2 separate regions of the Homo sapiens genome follow, and region 2 is linked to region 1. A link is a loop called in an ENCODE intact Hi-C map of the cell type or tissue named here. Cell type or tissue: mammary epithelial cell. All regions are shown on one strand. Each heading gives the region's core, and the rest is flanking DNA. Links, peaks and the distances in the headings are about the cores only.

Region 1 (8,344 bases), core at 167-8,166:
TGATATACATCAAGTCCTTAGCACAATACTGGGCAAATAATGAATTAGATATCAATCTTGCCTATTCTAGCTACTTTTCAAACCAAATAGAATAATAATATTTTCTTCTTTTTCATACTGTACCACTTGTTGCTCTCACCATGACCCCCCTTCTGCTAATTCTGTATCCAAAATGGCAGTCTCATGCATCGTGAAACAGTTATTAAGCTACAGTACTGTAAGTGCTAGAGAATCCAGGATGGACAAGACAGTTTTTGCTTTCAAGGCATTTACAACTAACAAGAAGAGACAAGAGCGAGGAATGTAGCTGAACTGCATGCCCACCCATGTTTTTGGTGTTTTTCTTTCTTTACCTCATTGATCCTTTAAAAATTCTGTGAATTAGATATTAAATTATAAGAACACAGAGTCTCAATGAAGTAACATGCATATATAAATACACACACATATCTTATATTATCTCATTGACATTAAGTACCTTGAATTAGAATTAGGGAGACTATATATATATATATATATATATATATATATACCTTGAATTAGAATTAGGGAGACTATATATATATATATATATGTACCTTGAATTAGAATTAGGGAGACTATATATATATATATATATATATATATGTACCTTGAATTAGAATTAGGGAGACTATATATATATATATATATATATATATATGTACCTTGAATTAGAATTAGGGAGACTATATATATATATATATATATATATATATATGTACCTTGAATTAGAATTAGGGAGACTATATATATATATATATATATATATATATATATATATATATATATATATACACATACGTACCTTGAATTACAATTAGGGAGACTATATATATATATATATATATATATATGTACCTTGAATTAGAATTAGGGAGACTATATATATATATATTCTCTGTGATTAATATGTGTATAATATATGTCTCAAGTCTTCCCTGTGATTCACTGGTCACAGCATTTTTTCTCCCTGAACACTAAAGTGACCTCCTCATCCATCTTTGCTACATTTTGACTCCCTTCTCATTCCCCTCTTAACCTCTAGATGATTTACTGCTTTTAGTGCCTGACATCTATTACCTTCTCCTGTGGGATAACATTCTATTTTTTTGGACTCCAATTGTAGGCCTTGTATTTCCATTCACCAGGCCTCCTTCCTTGTCCTGAGAAGGACTTCCCTGTCAGTATCCCTGCAACCCCCTCCTCTCAACTGTGATCCAACTGCTGAAACAAAGCCAAATTGCTGCCGAGGCCCAGCAGGCAGAGGCTGGAAGCTTTCTGAGACGTTTCAGGCGCTGCCACCTTCCGGGAAGAAAGAGAAGCATTGTGTTCAATGGTGAGTCTAAGAAGAAGGAGGGGATTCCTGGTGTAGAGGCTCAAGGCCAGGCCTGAATGTCTGCTCGGAGTGAGAGGGTGGGAGAGAAACTCAGGCCCTCCTTGCTTCACAAGTAACCCTGGAAGGAGGGAAGGCTTTGTTCACCTGTCTCAGGGGGATAACCTCGGGGCCAGAAAACCCTTGGGAGACTTATTCATAGGCTGGGTTCCTACTTAGCCTGGGGCCTTGGAGACTGTAAGACCAGAGAGTGAGGACACTGGACAGCTGGGAGTGCGGAGGCTGCTTACCAGGTTCCCAGTAGTCAGATAGCAACTTTAAGGTCACTAGGTCACCACGTACAGCAAGAATTCCTGCCACTCCAGGATTGGCTATTGCTGATGGTAGCAACTTGACTTCCACAGGGGAAAAGATCCTGAAATTATGTAAGGGAACACCAAATAGGACCCAGCAAGTAAAAAAGTGAAGGAAACTACTTCCAATATGGCAAAGTTGATCCTCAAATTCAGAACTATTCTTTCCCAGCCCTGCAGACAAGTTCAACATCTTAAGCATGGGAAAACAAACCAGATAAACAAAACCACAAAACATCGAATGGCCTAGCCTTCTTTTTCCTTCTGGTCTTCTGTCATGGGCCCTGTGGTGCCCATATTCTGGTCTGGTCAGACTCCATGTTACTTCTTTGCCATTCAGAAATTCTGTCCTTCAGGCATTTGATCACCGGCAATGCCCTTGTCATCCTTTATTGTCGGGGTGGTTGAATCCCGGCCTCTGCTTGACCTCTTTCTTCCTGGCTGCACCCACGCATCTTCCCCTGTGCCACACCACGCTGTGTTAGCTCAGTCCTGCTGTGAGACAGAAGTGTGTCAACCACCCCACGCTCCTTCTGGGAAAGAGATTTACCCTACACTATTGCTCTCTGAGCTTCCTTCGTGTCCTTCAAATCACCATGTATTGTATATCTCCCCCACACCTACTTATATACGCCTATGGGTAGCTAACTCTTCATAGCTATATGGGGATCCTCTTTGAAGAGCAACTCTAATTTATTAGATGCTCATTGCACATTGCTAAACCCACTCCCTGCCCCTTTCCTAACTGCCTGCCTCCTTCTTTTCTTTCTTTCTTTCTTTCTTTCTTTCTTTCTTTCTTTCTTTCTTTCTTTCTTTCGTTCTTTCTTTCTTTTTCTTTCTTTCGTTCTTTCTTTCTTTCCTTTCTCTCTCTCTTTCCTTCCTTCTTTCTTTCTTTCCCTCCCTCCCTCCCTTCCTTCATTCCTTCCTTCCTTCCCTCCTTTCTCTTTCTTTCCCCCAGGTTGGAGGGCAGTTGGTGCAATCATAGCTCACTGCATCCCCAACCTCTCGGGCTCAAGCAACCCTTCCACCTCAGCCTCCCAAGTGTCTGGGACTATAGGCTGGAGCCACCACGCCCAGCTATTTTTAATTTTTTTTTAGAGATGAGGTCTCCCTATGCTGCCCAGGCTAATCTCAAAAGCAATCGTCCTGCCTCGGCCTCCCAATCTGCTGGGATTACCAGTATGAGCCACAGTGCCTGGCTGATTCCTTTTCAAATGCCAATAAAGTGCATATGAAAATGCTGAAAACTAAAAGAACCTTTTAGAAAAATAAAAAATATCAGAGTTGAGCATTTTCCTGATTCAGGGAAGAATTTATATAACCTTTCTTACCCAGTGGGCTAAAATAAAATAATAATTGGCATTTGTTATTTAACTTTTTTTAAAAGATAGAATAAATTTTATTAACACAGGCATTGAGCAAACAACCCCAATCCATCTCCATACTCAGCTTTTTCCCTCTTGCTTGGTTTTTCTGATACCCATCCCCCTCCTCCCCACCAGTCTCTATGGTTATTAAATTGGTTGTCTACGGTTGCCTCTCTCTTTACTGATCTCTCTATTTTGCACTTGAGTTGTTGAAACCCTCCTGAGACGGAAGGAGGTCTGTGATTGAAGATCTTTTTCCTTTGTTTTTAATCTGCAACCTGGTAGAAATACATTTGTGTGAGCATCACAAATGAATCTTTTCCCCTATTTTTTTTCTGAATTGGGCTACTTTTTTATGTTGCTTTTTTAATTTTTGATATGAAAGTAGATATTTTTTCGTGGCTACATGGAGATCCTCTTTGAAAAAGAAACTGTATTTTATTAGATATTAAAGTTAAAAAAATACTTTGGAAATCAAACTGCTCTCCAGCTTTAAAGCTGAGAAACCCTCAGAGGAAAAGGAAGCCTATCCTCCTGGTTCAACTGCAGCCCGCCCTGAATCTTAATACAGTGCTCTTTTACTTTTATTAAAGGAAGAAAAAAGAAAAAAAAACATGACTCAGCATTGTGCCCTGCTCTGACTATGATACTGTATTCACAGGGTTAACAAGAACTACATGTCAGGTTCTGAACAGAAATACAGTTATAATTAAGCATTCATCAGTCTGCCCTTTGGCCCATTTCCTTGTAACTAAAAGCCACATAGCACCAGATACGGACGATTTGCATGCCCACTGTTTCCATAGATAGGATTTCCAAAGTTAGAATCATAAGGCTTTTGTTTAAGAATTGTTCAAGATGTTCTTCAGATCCTGGATGCCAGCAGAAGCCTGACGCTACCAGTTTGAAGAGCCCCAGAGAAGAATGAAATCAGGATGATAATGCAGTTTCTTCCTCTCCCCGCCCCAAGACTTCATTCTGCACTCTGCCACCAATCACGGATCCCACATTTCTGCCCACTCCTAGCTCCTTAAAACCTCCAGCCCCATACTCCTTGGAGAGGAGGATTTGAGGTTTCCTCCCTTCTCATATGATTATTAGACTCTGTCTGCCGCAATCTCTGGTATCTCACTCAGTATATTAACTTGCTGTGCATTGAGCCAATGAACCCACAATGGCTGAAATCTTTACTTGCTGTATAACACAAAATCTCAAAACTTGGTGACTCAAAACACGGACTGTTTTTAGATATTATTTCATGGGATAGGAATTTAGGCAGGGCTCAGCTGGCCTGTAGCATCCTCTTCAGTTAGTAGCTAGTGTATAAAGTGTCAACAGTTTTCCTCACTGCCTGGTGCCTTGGCAATGATTCCCCTATATGTGGTCTTATGGCCTCTCCACCTTATCTTTTCACCAAGGGAGTTTGTCAGCAGAATAGCTGAGAGCTTTAAGAATCCAAAGGGGGAAAAATACGAGTCACTTTCACCATATGCAATTGGTCAAAGACAGTCCCAGGTCAAGGAGAAGAAAAACAGGCCCCTCTTCTCAATGGAAAGACCACCAACGATTTTGGAACCATCTTTGGTCCATTCCAGGCTTACAGTACAGTTGTTAAGAACTTAAAGGGAACACAAGGAAGGGGAACATCACACACCGGGGCCTGTGGTGGGGTGGGGGGAGGGGGGAGGGGGGAGGGATAGCATTAGGAGATATACCTAATGTTAAATGACAAGTTAATGGGTGCCGCACACCAACATGGCACATGTATACATATGTAACAAACCTGCACGTTGTGCACATGTACCCTAAAACTTAAAGTATTAAAAAACAACAACAACAACAACAAAAACAACTTAAAGGGAAATTTTTCTTTCACATACACTTATTCCTTGAAACATAGACATGATATAAAAGGTGTGTTTTGGGCCAGGCATGGTGGCTTACACCTGTAATCCCAGCACTTTGGGAGGCCGAGATGGGTGGATCACCTGAGGTCAGGAGTTCGAGACCAGCCTGGCCAAGATGGTGAAACCCCATCTCTACTAAAAATACAAAAATTAGCTGGATGTGGTGGCAGGTGCCTGTAGTCCCAGCTACTCGGGAGGCTGAAGGAGGAGAATCATTTGAACCCGGGAGGCAGAGGTTGCAGTGAGCTGAGATCATGCCACTGCATTCCAGCGTGGTGACAGAGAGAGACTCCTTATAAAAAAAAAAAAAAAAGAAAAAGTCAGACCTTTCGTCAGTTTTATGACCCAGGAATATCTTTCTCAAGGACCTGGGCCATCTCTTCCTAATGTAAATGTGAAGGGAGACAGCATCCCTAACCCTATCTCCCGGTTTCTGGGGAAGGCTAGGAGCCTAACTTCAGTGGACATCTGCTCCAATTTGCAAAATAACTCATGTCATAAAGACATAGAAAATTTGTTTCTCCTCTGGATGAAGCTAATTAGCTGACACAGATGGTCACTCCAATTACCAGGTGAATTTAGGATGGACTTTGTGTGACAAATGGTGCCAAGTTCTCTTACTTGAGAACTAGGTATTGTTTATCTTGAACACATGTATATAACGGTTGCTTCTGCATGGCTATGCAAAAAGGTAAGGTTTGTTTCTGTCTTTTCAATCTCTGAGCAGATTGCTTGTGGTGTGCACCACATTCTAGTTTAATGCTTATTCAAAAATAAGGCCGGGCGCGGTGGCTCACGCCTGTAATCCCAGCACTTTGGGAGAACAAGGCGGGAGGATCACTTGAGGTCAGGAGTTCAAGACCAGTCTGTCCAACATGGTGATACTCTGTCTCTACTAAAAATACAAAAATTAGCCGGGTGCAGTGGCGGATGCCTGTAATCCCAGCTACTCGGGAGGCTGAGGCAGGAGAATTGCATGAGCCTGGGAGTCTGAGGTTGCGATGAGCTGAGATTGCACCATTGCACTCCAGCCTAGGCGAGACAGAGTGAGACTCTGTTTCAAAAAAAAATAAAATTAAAAAAAATAACATAAATAAGATTGTTTTCTTTCTCTGTGACCTTTGTGGAGAGGTGTTTGGAGTTGGCAGATTTTGTTTTTAGTTACATTTTCCCCAAGGGAAGACAAAAATTTTTTTAAAAGGCATGTGAGATAAAATGTTGTAATTTAGAAATTTATGCTTAGTAATAATCGGAGATGTTCACAAATGTTTTGTAAATGCCTATTAATCTAAGCACTATTTATAATGATGGAAAGTTGGAAATAGTCTATGTGTTCCACAGGGAGAAAGGTTCAATTAACGATGGTGCATCCATCCATTCAATGCATATTTCCCTGCTACTGAGGAGTCAGTATATAATGTTATGCTATAATGTTATCAAAATAGGACAAAAACAGTTCTAAAGTGCATAATTACCATTATCATGATTTAAACTCCCTCTCTCCTCTCTCTCTCTCTCCTTCTGTCTCTCTCACACATACACAAACAATGCACTTGCATATGTATACATGAAAAGAATGGCTGAAAAGAAAAAGATGAAAATGTAAAAGTAAGTGTGATTACTATTTTGTTAATAATTTTTTTACTCTCATTTTTTAGTGACTGAATATTTTAATAGTGAGGAAAATCAATAAATGTATACAGTGTTTTTTATTTTTAATTATTAACAGATGAGCCTTCCCATGTTGCTCTGGCTGGACTTCTGGGCTCAAGTGATCCTCCTGTTTCAGCCTCTCGAGCAGCTGGGATTACAGAGGCATGCCGCCATGCCTGGCTAAATGAGTATATTTTAAGGATATAAATATATGAAAAACAAGCTGGGCATGGTGGCTCATGCCTATAATCCCAGCATTTTGGGCGATAAGTTGAGAGGTAGAGATAGAAGAATCCTTTAAGGCCACGAATTCAAGACCAACCTGGGCCACATAGTGAGATCCTATCTCTACAAACAACAACAGCAACAAAAAACAGTAGATATTTAACTTGGCAGAAAATCAAAACAGGACTGCGGAGGAAAAGGATGAGGAAAGACCATTAAACTCTGAGGAAAGTAATCAAACAATGAGAAAAGCTGATGAGAAATTGATGAGAAGTTATAAAGGGGGATAAAAAATGACAGGTGAGCAAGAGAAAAAAGGAAGAATCAAAAAATATTTTTGTATCTTTTCCTTTTTTTTGAGAGTCTTGAGGGGTCTTGTTCTGTTGCGCCAGGCTGGAGTGCAGCAACTTGATCATAGCTTGCCACCATATCCTCCAACTCCTGAGTTCAAGACTCAGCCTCCCAAGTAGTTGGGACTACAGGCATGCACCACCACACTCAGCTAATTTTTATTTTTATTTTTGTAGAGAAGAGGTCTCACTATGTTGCCCAGGCTGATCTCAAACTCCTGGCTACAAGTGATCTTGCCACCTCAGCCTCCCAAAGTGTTGGGATTACAGGCATGAGCCCCTGCACACAGCCAGCAATATTTTCTAGATCTGTGGAAATATTTATGATTGAAAGACAGCTGTTTTACCATGCTTCAAGAAAAATTACTCATCTTAAGTGAAGACTGAGAGCTAGTTTGATAAAGGCTTCATATTTTAAATTTAACTAAAGGGTTTTGGAAATATCCAAGTGGGAAAAAAATAAGTTGACAATTCATATAAACAAATATCAGTTTCACTTTGATTTCTATCCTTAAACCACAACACAATACATTCAGTTTCTGCTTTCATTTCACTCTTTGATTTTTACATTTCAACCAGCAAGCCATCTTATTTCACAGAGAGAATTTACTTTTTTAACATGGTAAAAGGTGAATATAAACTTTTAATTTCCTAAGTAGTAAAATTTTCAGCTCCATTTGTTAAATAATCCATTCCCTGTAGTTTACTGATGCCTTATTTATCAAGTAAAAATGCATACATATCTCACTGTCTGTTTCTGAGCTATTTATTCTGCTTCATTGATCTCTGGATTTTTTTAAAAGTAGATCGTCACTAATTGATCTAAAGGCTACTGGTTTCATCAAGTTTTGGGATATCTGTCTTGAATATACTTTACATTCTTACTCTACTGACTTTGTAGTGGAAATAATTTCACAGAGTGCTTGCCCAACTCACTGTAGAACGTGAGCTGAGGAGAAAATATTGCATTAATAGTGAGGAGGCTCAGATCAAATCTTTTCTTTCTTCTTTTATAGCAAATGTGGCAGGCATACTCCAGTAGTATCTCTGTCCCATCTATTCTTATAAATTTCAAAATAAGCTGTGACATAAAGGCAGTCTTTTAGCATTTAGAACACAGCTGGCATTATTACGT
Region 2 (8,344 bases), core at 70-8,069, 50 kb before region 1:
AATAATACATGTAAGCGTTGACTTTCTGTAATATGAAGGCCTCCAAAATGCGAATCTTCCCTCAAATATATTATCAGACAGACACAGGGTCTTTTGTGAAAAACAAAAAACACAGAAAACTTTTCTTTGGGTTTGTTAATTCATTCAGCATATCTCTGTTGATTGATCTATTTTGCACGTAAGTCTTCAGGTACTACAAATGTTATTTGGGTCTGCTCTTTGCTTTCTTTATTTAGAAAAGCTTTATTTTTGGTTCAGGAGTATGTGCACAGGTTTGTTATACAGGTGAACTCATGTATTGGGAGTTTGTTGTACAGATTATTTCATCTCCCACTTACTAAGCCTAGTACCCAACAGTTATTTTTTCTGCTTCTCTTCCTCCTCCCACTCTCCACCCTCAAGTAGGCTCCAGTGTCTATTGTTCCCTTTGTGACCATGAGTTGTCATCATTTAGCTCCCACTTATAAGTAAGAACATGTGGTATTTGATTGTAGTTTCCTGTGTTAGTTTGCTAAGGATAAAGGCCTCCAGCTCCATCCATGTTCCCCCAAAAGATATGATATCATTTTTATGGCTACACAGTATTCCATGGTGTATATGTACCACATTTTCTTTATTCAATCTGTCCTTAATGGCCATTTAGGTTGATTCCATGTCTTTGCTATTGTGAAAAGTGCCACAATGAGAATTTGCATGCATGTGTCTTTATGGTAGAATGATTTATATTCCTCTGGGTATATATCCAGTAATGGGATTGCTGGGTCAAATAGTAGTTCTGTTTTTAGCTCTTGCGGAATCACCACACTGCTTTCTTTGCTTTCTAAGAGCAATCTAAGCTGACAGATTATCATTTATTTTATTCTTCTATGGAAACCATAGCTAACCGTCTATTTCTGAAGTATGAACCTTTCACGAGTACTCTGTTCCACTTCATTCTCCTTTCTTAAAAATCATATAGAATGTCCTGTCTTTTCCCCTAATTATCTCTGTTGGAGAATACTTTGGTTGTAGGTACTTAGACAAATAACCCAGATGGCATGTGTCTATGATACAATCTTTATAATACTATGCACAGGGTCTGTATCTTAGACCTCTTCCTTAAGTAAGCCAATTATATGTGTATTTAGTTTATTAACTCATGTGTAACTCACATATCTCCCATCTCAGTTTAGGAAGCACAGTCCCCTCTCACTGTGGGGCCTACTTGTATCATCTCATTTCTTTCCTTCGCTTTCCTTATATCCAAATTTAGAACCCAATAGCCTACAAAATACATTCCAATTCAGTGTTTTTTGATCTACAAGATTCATTCCAATGCAGAATGCTCTAATCCCATGATTTTACTGCAAGAGTTGTAAATCAACATAGGGTTGGATTTACTGCAACCCATTCAAAAGTGTAGACAATGCTCAAATTTTATATGAGTACATTCTGAAATAATGCTATACGTAACAAAATGCTCTAGCTAATTAGACACTTAAATTGTGGTGGGGTGGTGGGGGAGGGGGTGTTCGGGAGAGATAGAGAAAGAAGAGAAAAATTGAAATCAATTTCTATCCTCAGAGAAACTTCAATGTGTTTTCAGGGCAGTCTGTGTCTTTACATGATACAAATCATCCAGGGTACACCTTAAGATATAAAAATATAAAGCAATTTTCCATTATCTTATTAGTAGCTCACAGTGAAGAGATTAAGTTCTTTGTTTTTTGGGAATGTAAATTCTTGTGTTTAATCAAAGTTTACCTTTAAAGTTGTTGTTTGGTTTGCAGGTTTTTGTTAAAATGAAGTTGCAGAGGAGTTAATTTTTGAAAAGTAGGGTAGACACAGAGCTGTGTTTGAATTATTTCTTTTTACTATGAAAAACTTTTTCCAAGAATTCAAGAAATCGCTTGTAAGAAATGAGAACCAGAGAGAAGACATTGAAGACACTACTTGCATGATAGACTTTTATGAGATACCTGGGTGCCCGTGACAAGAGATGGCCCAGTGCTGTGGAAAGGACCCTGTCATGGTCTGCTCCTTTAAACACTGATGACTTTATGAGTACCTAAAGATAGCAAGCTTGACACAAACATAAGATATCTCAAGAGAGACAACGTTTATAGTGTCAGTGGAGAAAGTCTTTCTACCAGCTCCAAGAATAAGGACTTTTGACCCAAGGGAACTGAATCAGGAGAGAAATAATATGTTTGATGGTATTTGGTAACTATTTTAAATGACTTATTTGCACATATACTGAGTTACTCCTTTGGTATAGCAGAAATATTTGAGCAACAATTTTCAGTTATGAAAAAAGTTACCAAAAGCCAACAATTGTGCCAATGAGTAGCAATGCAAGAAACATTTCACTTCTACTGCAGGATGGTAAAAATTGTATGTAAATTTTTTTGTATCAAATACATTTTTATTAGAATTCTAATATATGTCTTTCATTTTAATTTGAAAAGTTCTTTATTCATTTTGAACTGAGAAGTGTTAATAAAATTAGTGATAATAACAACATATATGGTAAGTGCTTATTCTGTGGACACTGTGATAAGTGGATAAGTGTTTTGTATGGATGAGTTCATTTAGCCATTACACCACCCTAAGGTGAAACTTATTTTTCCTGTTGTATATATGACGATACTTAGGTTTCAGAGAACCTAATAGACAGATTTAGGATACAAAGCAAGTCTGATTAACTCCAGAATCTTTAAACCTCTCCACCAGGGCCTAACAACCTCAGCACAATTGATATTTGGACTGAATTATTAGTTGAAGATGGGGACTTTACTGTGTATCATAAGATGCTTAACAGCATCCCTGGTTTCTACCCACTAGATGCCAGTAGCACTGGTACCCTCAAAACACACACACACATATACACGCATGCGCGCGCACACACACACGCACACAATGTGAAAATTGCCAAATGTGTCCTAGGTGGGGTTGGGAGGCAGGCACATCACCTGGGTTGAGAACCACAGTTTGACACTGTATTGCTTCCCTGCAAATTCAGCAAGCGAAATGGGAAGCACAGGTCCATTGAGAGAGATACTTTGGTAACCCCTGAAAGTTTTAGAAGGCAGGGCCCTGAACATGGCTTGGGAATTATGGGGAGCACCGAATTAACTTGTTGTCTGTGCTCCTTAACTACACATTACTTGGGAGTTGGAGATTCAGAAAAAAAAAAATAGGATTCGATGTTGTGTTTTATGCCCAGTTTGTTTGACATGTCTTTAGCTTGGGTTTTCTGCAAGCATATTTGCTATCAAACCTGGGCCCAGCTGAATGACTTGAGCCAAGAGCCGTTTGAGCAGATCATCAAAATACCCGAATCAGAATTTAAAGAGGAAACATAAATCAGAGAGAGTAACTGAGAGGTTATACTAGCAGGGTGGCCTATGGAGAAACTACATCAGACCTTGTTTTGTGGCCATTATCTCTTCAGGACGGAATAAAAGGTGTCTCTCACCTCTCTTAGGGCAGCCAAGCTTTCACGTTCCTAAAGACAACACATTTTACCACCAGGGGGCAGGAATTAATTAGCCCTCTGAGTGTAAGTTGGGCAGCCCTGGATGCTGAGCGCAGAGAAGATCTGCTGTTGAGTCAAGGCCAGTATGAAAATCTGTATTGGGGTAGGGAGTTGAAGATTGAAAAGGAGAGTGCTTTTTGCCACCTTCTGAATACTGAGATGAGAAAGGGCAGCATTTTTGTATTTCAGAATTTGGAGATCTAGGCCTGGGTTGTTTGCTGGTGAAGAGAAGTTGGAGGCTGCAGTGAGCCGTGATCTCACTACTGTACTCCAGCCTGGGTGACGGAGTGAGACCCTGTGTCAAAAACAATATTATTATTTTCTAATGGATTTAAGAGATTTTTAACAGTAATGTTAAAGGTATGCAATTATTTCCATATGTTATGAAATTAGATCTTATTCTCTGGATTTTTTTTTTAAGGCTGGGGAAAATATGATGAGGCCTTGAATAGCTTTATTAGATTTACTCCTCATTCTATAAACTAAACCCATTTCAGAAAGATTGAAGAATAAATTTTAATCAAATTTGGGGCAATGAAAAACCAGACAGAATATAAGTGAGTCACAATATATATGTATTTAACTTACACAAATTTAACACTGAATTCAACAAAAAATTATACACATTTAAAAAACGAATTATATATTTTCTCATGTTTTTTCATGTAATGCCTATAATCATGTACATTATATATTTATCAACATATATAATTGTCCAGATTGTGCACACACAAACAAAAACATGTTGAATATTTGCTCAAACACAAAGCTTGTCACATAGTAATGTAATTGATGTATTAGTTATTACTCCTGTTAATAATAATACTGGCTAGGTGCAGTGGCTGATGCCTGTAATCTCAGCACTTTGAGAGGCCAAGGCAGGAGGATCTTTTGAGCCCAGGAGTTCAAGACCCATCTGGGCAACATAGTGAGTCCCTGTCTCTACAAAAATACAAAAATAAAACTAAGCCAGGCATGGCGGGGCGCACCTGTAGTCCCAGCTTCTAAGGAAGCTGACATGAGAGAATTGCTTGAACCTAGGAGGTCAAGGCTGCAGTGAGCCATGATCGTGCCACTGCACTCCAGCCTGGGTGACAGAGTGAGACCCTGTCTCAAAAATAATATTATTGTTTCCTAAAGGATTTAAGAGAGTTTTTTTAACAGTAATGTTAAATGTATGCAATTATTTCCATATGTTTTGAAATTAGATCTTAACATCTTGATCAAAAAATAAAAAATAAAAACCAGGTTCTTTGTAACACAAAGTGACCTATTGCAAGGACCTCATGGACTTTTACGAAGCACAAATATATCAACAAATTATTCTAGTATAAAGATTAGGGAGAAGAGGAAGAAAGAAAGAAAAGGAAGAAAGTAAAAAAGAAAGCAAGGAAGGGAAAAATGGAGAAAAAGAAAGAGGGAATAGGAGAAAGAGGCGGAAGAAGGGAAGGCAGAGAGAGGGACAAGGAAGGAAAAAATGAAGAAAGTCCTATGAGCCAGGAGAGGGTAGAGAATTAAAGTTACCAGGGAAGAAAAGAAAAGCTTCCACAAAGACTCTTACAAGTCAGGTAGAGAAGAGAATAGAAGGGTTCCCATGGCATAGGGAGGGGCCCTGAAAGAGCATGACACATTCCGGAGGGGCCCTGAAAGAGCATGACACATTCCGGGAACTCCCAGTTGCCCACGGTGGCTGGCACTTATGCTGTGGGCACCTAGTTTGGGTTATAGGCCTTATCAGATGTGATGGTTAATTTTATTTGTCAACTTGACAGGTCTAAGAGATGCCCATAAAGATGGTAAAACATTACTTTCTGGGTGTGTCGATGAAGGTGTGCCTGGAAGCATGTTAGTATTTGAATCCATAGACTGAGTAAAGAAGATGGTTTGCCCCAGCATGGGTGGGCATGATCCAATCTGTTGAGGGCCTGAATAGAACAAACAGGCAGAGGAAAGGCAAATTCACTTCCTTTGCTGAGCTGGACCATCTCTCTTCTTTTATCCTCTGGAGCTCTTGGTTCTCTGGCCTTTCGACTTGGACATGGACTTACATCTTTTTTTCCCCAGGTGTCAGGCCTTTGGACTTGGGCTGGAACTATACCACTGATTTTCCTGTCCCTCCAACTTGCAGAGAGCAGATCATGGAGCTTCTCAGCTTCCTTACAGGCATAAGTTAACCTCTCATAATAAATCTCTTTATTTATAACTACTCCATTCATTCTGTTTCCCTGAAGAACTCTCACTAACACATCAGTCACCTTAAGGAGTTAGGTTTTATCTGGTAGATGTTGGGAAACAAAAACAGATTTTAAAGAAAAAAACTTTTATGACTGTGGTAACAGGTATAAAAACATAAAGGAGTTAAAAAAGATGAAGGATACAGAAGCCAGTCAACTGGTTAGTGCAATAATTCTTAGGTGGTTGCTGAATATAAACAGTGGTACCATAAATGGAGATAGATGTGGTACACATTTAAGGGAAATTGGATTGATTGCAAGCATGAAGGAGAAGCAAGATCCTGAAATTTGAGTCTTGGGTGAGTGATGGGACTTGAGTTAATAATGCTGCCCTGTGATAAAAGGAAAATGATTTTGAGAAATAAAGAAAAAATAAAGAAAAAATGATTTTGAGAAGGGTTTGGATTGAGCTTTGGAAATATTATATTTATTGCACTTGTCAGACAGTGTCACAGCTATCCATATACATTTTTCTTACCCACTAGAATGCGAACACTTTGTGTCAAGGGCTATGGCTTAATTATAGATGTGGGCCCATGGCTTAGATCAATGTGTTTTCTATAACAGAGATGAAATATGCATTGTTTTATTTAACTTCCCTGTTTCTTTAAAATTAAATTGTCTCTATAAACATTATATTATCTTATGCAATGTTTAAAGACAAAACTGGTAATTGTTTTAGAAGCAAGAAACATGATTTATTTGCCATTTTCAGTGGTATAGATAAATAAAAAGCCTTGCAAGTCCTAGATAGAAGTAAATGCATTTGTTAGGCCTGCATTGAGCTGCAGAAAACAGAAAACTGCCTACCCTGGCTTCACAACACAAAGGTCTTTCTTCTTGCATACCAAAACTGGGGGAGACATAGGTAAGTCAAGGCTGGTAAGACTTCTCCACGATGCCATTAAAAACCCAGATAATTCCAGCTTTCTGTTACACCAACCCCAGTGTGTGGCTTTTATTCTCACTTCCCCCAGAGAGCTGTTTTACCTTCAGGTATCAGATGCTTATTCTAGATAGGACAAAGGAGAAAAGGAGAAAGATAAACAGCTAAAGAAATAGACCACCTAAATATGGCTCCCTTTAAATTGCTATTCAGGTGCCCCATTCATTGATTTCTATTTACATCTAATTGACCAGGGCGTGGTCGCATCTCTATTCCTATTGCAGGAAAGTAAGGAGGGATGACTATTTATAACTAAGCATATGTTTTCCTGAACAAAATAGGAATTGTGTAAGTTTAGAAAATGGTGTACTTCCAACCTTATGATGCACCTTGAAATGGATATTGATGAGAAATTTCTGTCTCTTTTTTTTCTTTTTTGAAATTTTTATGGGGTACATGAAATATTTTGATACAATGCATGATAATCACATCAGGGTAAATGGGGTATTCATCCCCTCAAGCATTTATCATCTATTTCTGTTACAAACAGTGCAATTATGCTTTTTTTTTTTTTTTTAGATGGAGTTTCGTTCTTGTTGCTCAGGCTGGAGTGCAGTGGCACTATCTCTGCTCACTGCAACCTCTGCCTCCCAAGTTCAAGGGATTCTCCTGCCTCAGCCTCCTGAGTAGCTGGGATTACAGGTGCCCGCCACCACGCCCAGCTAATTTTCTATATTTTTAGTAGAGACGGGGTGTCACCGTGTTGGCCAGGCTGGTCTTGAACTCCTGACCTCATGTGATCCGCCCACCTCAGCCTCCCAAAGTGGTGAGATTACAGGCGTGAGCCACCGTGCCCAGCCAATTGTACTTTTTTAGTTATATTTACATGTATAATAATTTATTGTTGGTGGTAGTCATTGTTGAGTTATTAAATACTAGATCTTATTCATTCTATCTAACTATATTTTTGTATACATTAACTATTCTCACTTCCCCTGTACCCTACTCTTCCCAGCTTCTGGTAACCATCATTCTACTGTCTATCTCCATGAGTTCAACTGTTTTAAATTTTAGTTCCCATAAATTAGCAAGAGCATTCAAAGTTTGACTTTCTACACCTGGCATATTTCACTTAATCTAGTCATCTCCAATTCCATCCATGTTGTTGTAAATGACAAAATCTCATTCTTTTTTATGGCTAAATAGTGTTCTACTGTTTATATGTACCACATTTTCTTTATCCATTCATCTGTTGATGAACACTCAGGTTGCTTCCAAATCTTGGCTATTATGAATACTACTGCAATAAAAATGGGAGTGCATATATTAGGTTGGTATAAAAGTAATTACAATTTTTGCCATTGAAAGCAATATCTCTTTGATATACTGATTTCCTTTCTTTTGGGTATATACCTAACAATGGGATTGCTGGATCACATGGTAAATATATTTTTGTTTTTTGAGGGACATCCATACTGTTCTCCATCTTGGCTGTACTAATTTACATTCACACCAAGAGTGTACGAGGGTTCCCTTCTCTTCTCATTCTCACCAGCATTTGTTATTGCCTGTCTTTTGTATAAAAGCCAATTTAACTGGGGTGAGATGATACCTCCTTGTAGTTTTGATGTGCATTTCACCGATTATCAATAATGTTGAGAAACTTTTTATATACTCATTTGCTATTTGTACGTCTTTTCTTGAGAA

What was found. A loop is a pair of places that touch in the nucleus more often than their neighbours do. Peaks named below come from ENCODE experiments on the same cell type or tissue, not always from the same donor. Only the 100,000 strongest peaks of a DNase experiment are listed, where the experiment ranks them.
Region 2: a loop joins it to region 1, with 6 times the contacts of the local background. A loop is called at or near these places in 2 of 110 quality-filtered maps.

Annotation. Positions count from the first base shown.
Region 1 is chr21:30,202,751-30,211,094 of GRCh38, reverse strand. LINC00307 (long intergenic non-protein coding RNA 307) reads left to right here. Exons shown (of 3, transcript NR_038855.1): 2 at 1,170-1,357; 3 at 1,759-1,944. Among named protein-coding and RNA genes, the nearest start is that of LINC00307, 4.9 kb to the left of the region's middle. In mammary epithelial cell, for the core only: no CTCF peak of the experiment used is centred there; a DNase peak (open chromatin) is centred at 4,344; H3K27ac peaks cover 1,504 bases.
Region 2 is chr21:30,253,144-30,261,487 of GRCh38, reverse strand. No RefSeq gene overlaps it. Among named protein-coding and RNA genes, the nearest start is that of KRTAP24-1, 26 kb to the left of the region's middle. In mammary epithelial cell, for the core only: a CTCF peak has its summit at 3,499 (motif pointing right); DNase peaks (open chromatin) are centred at 3,527 and 5,197.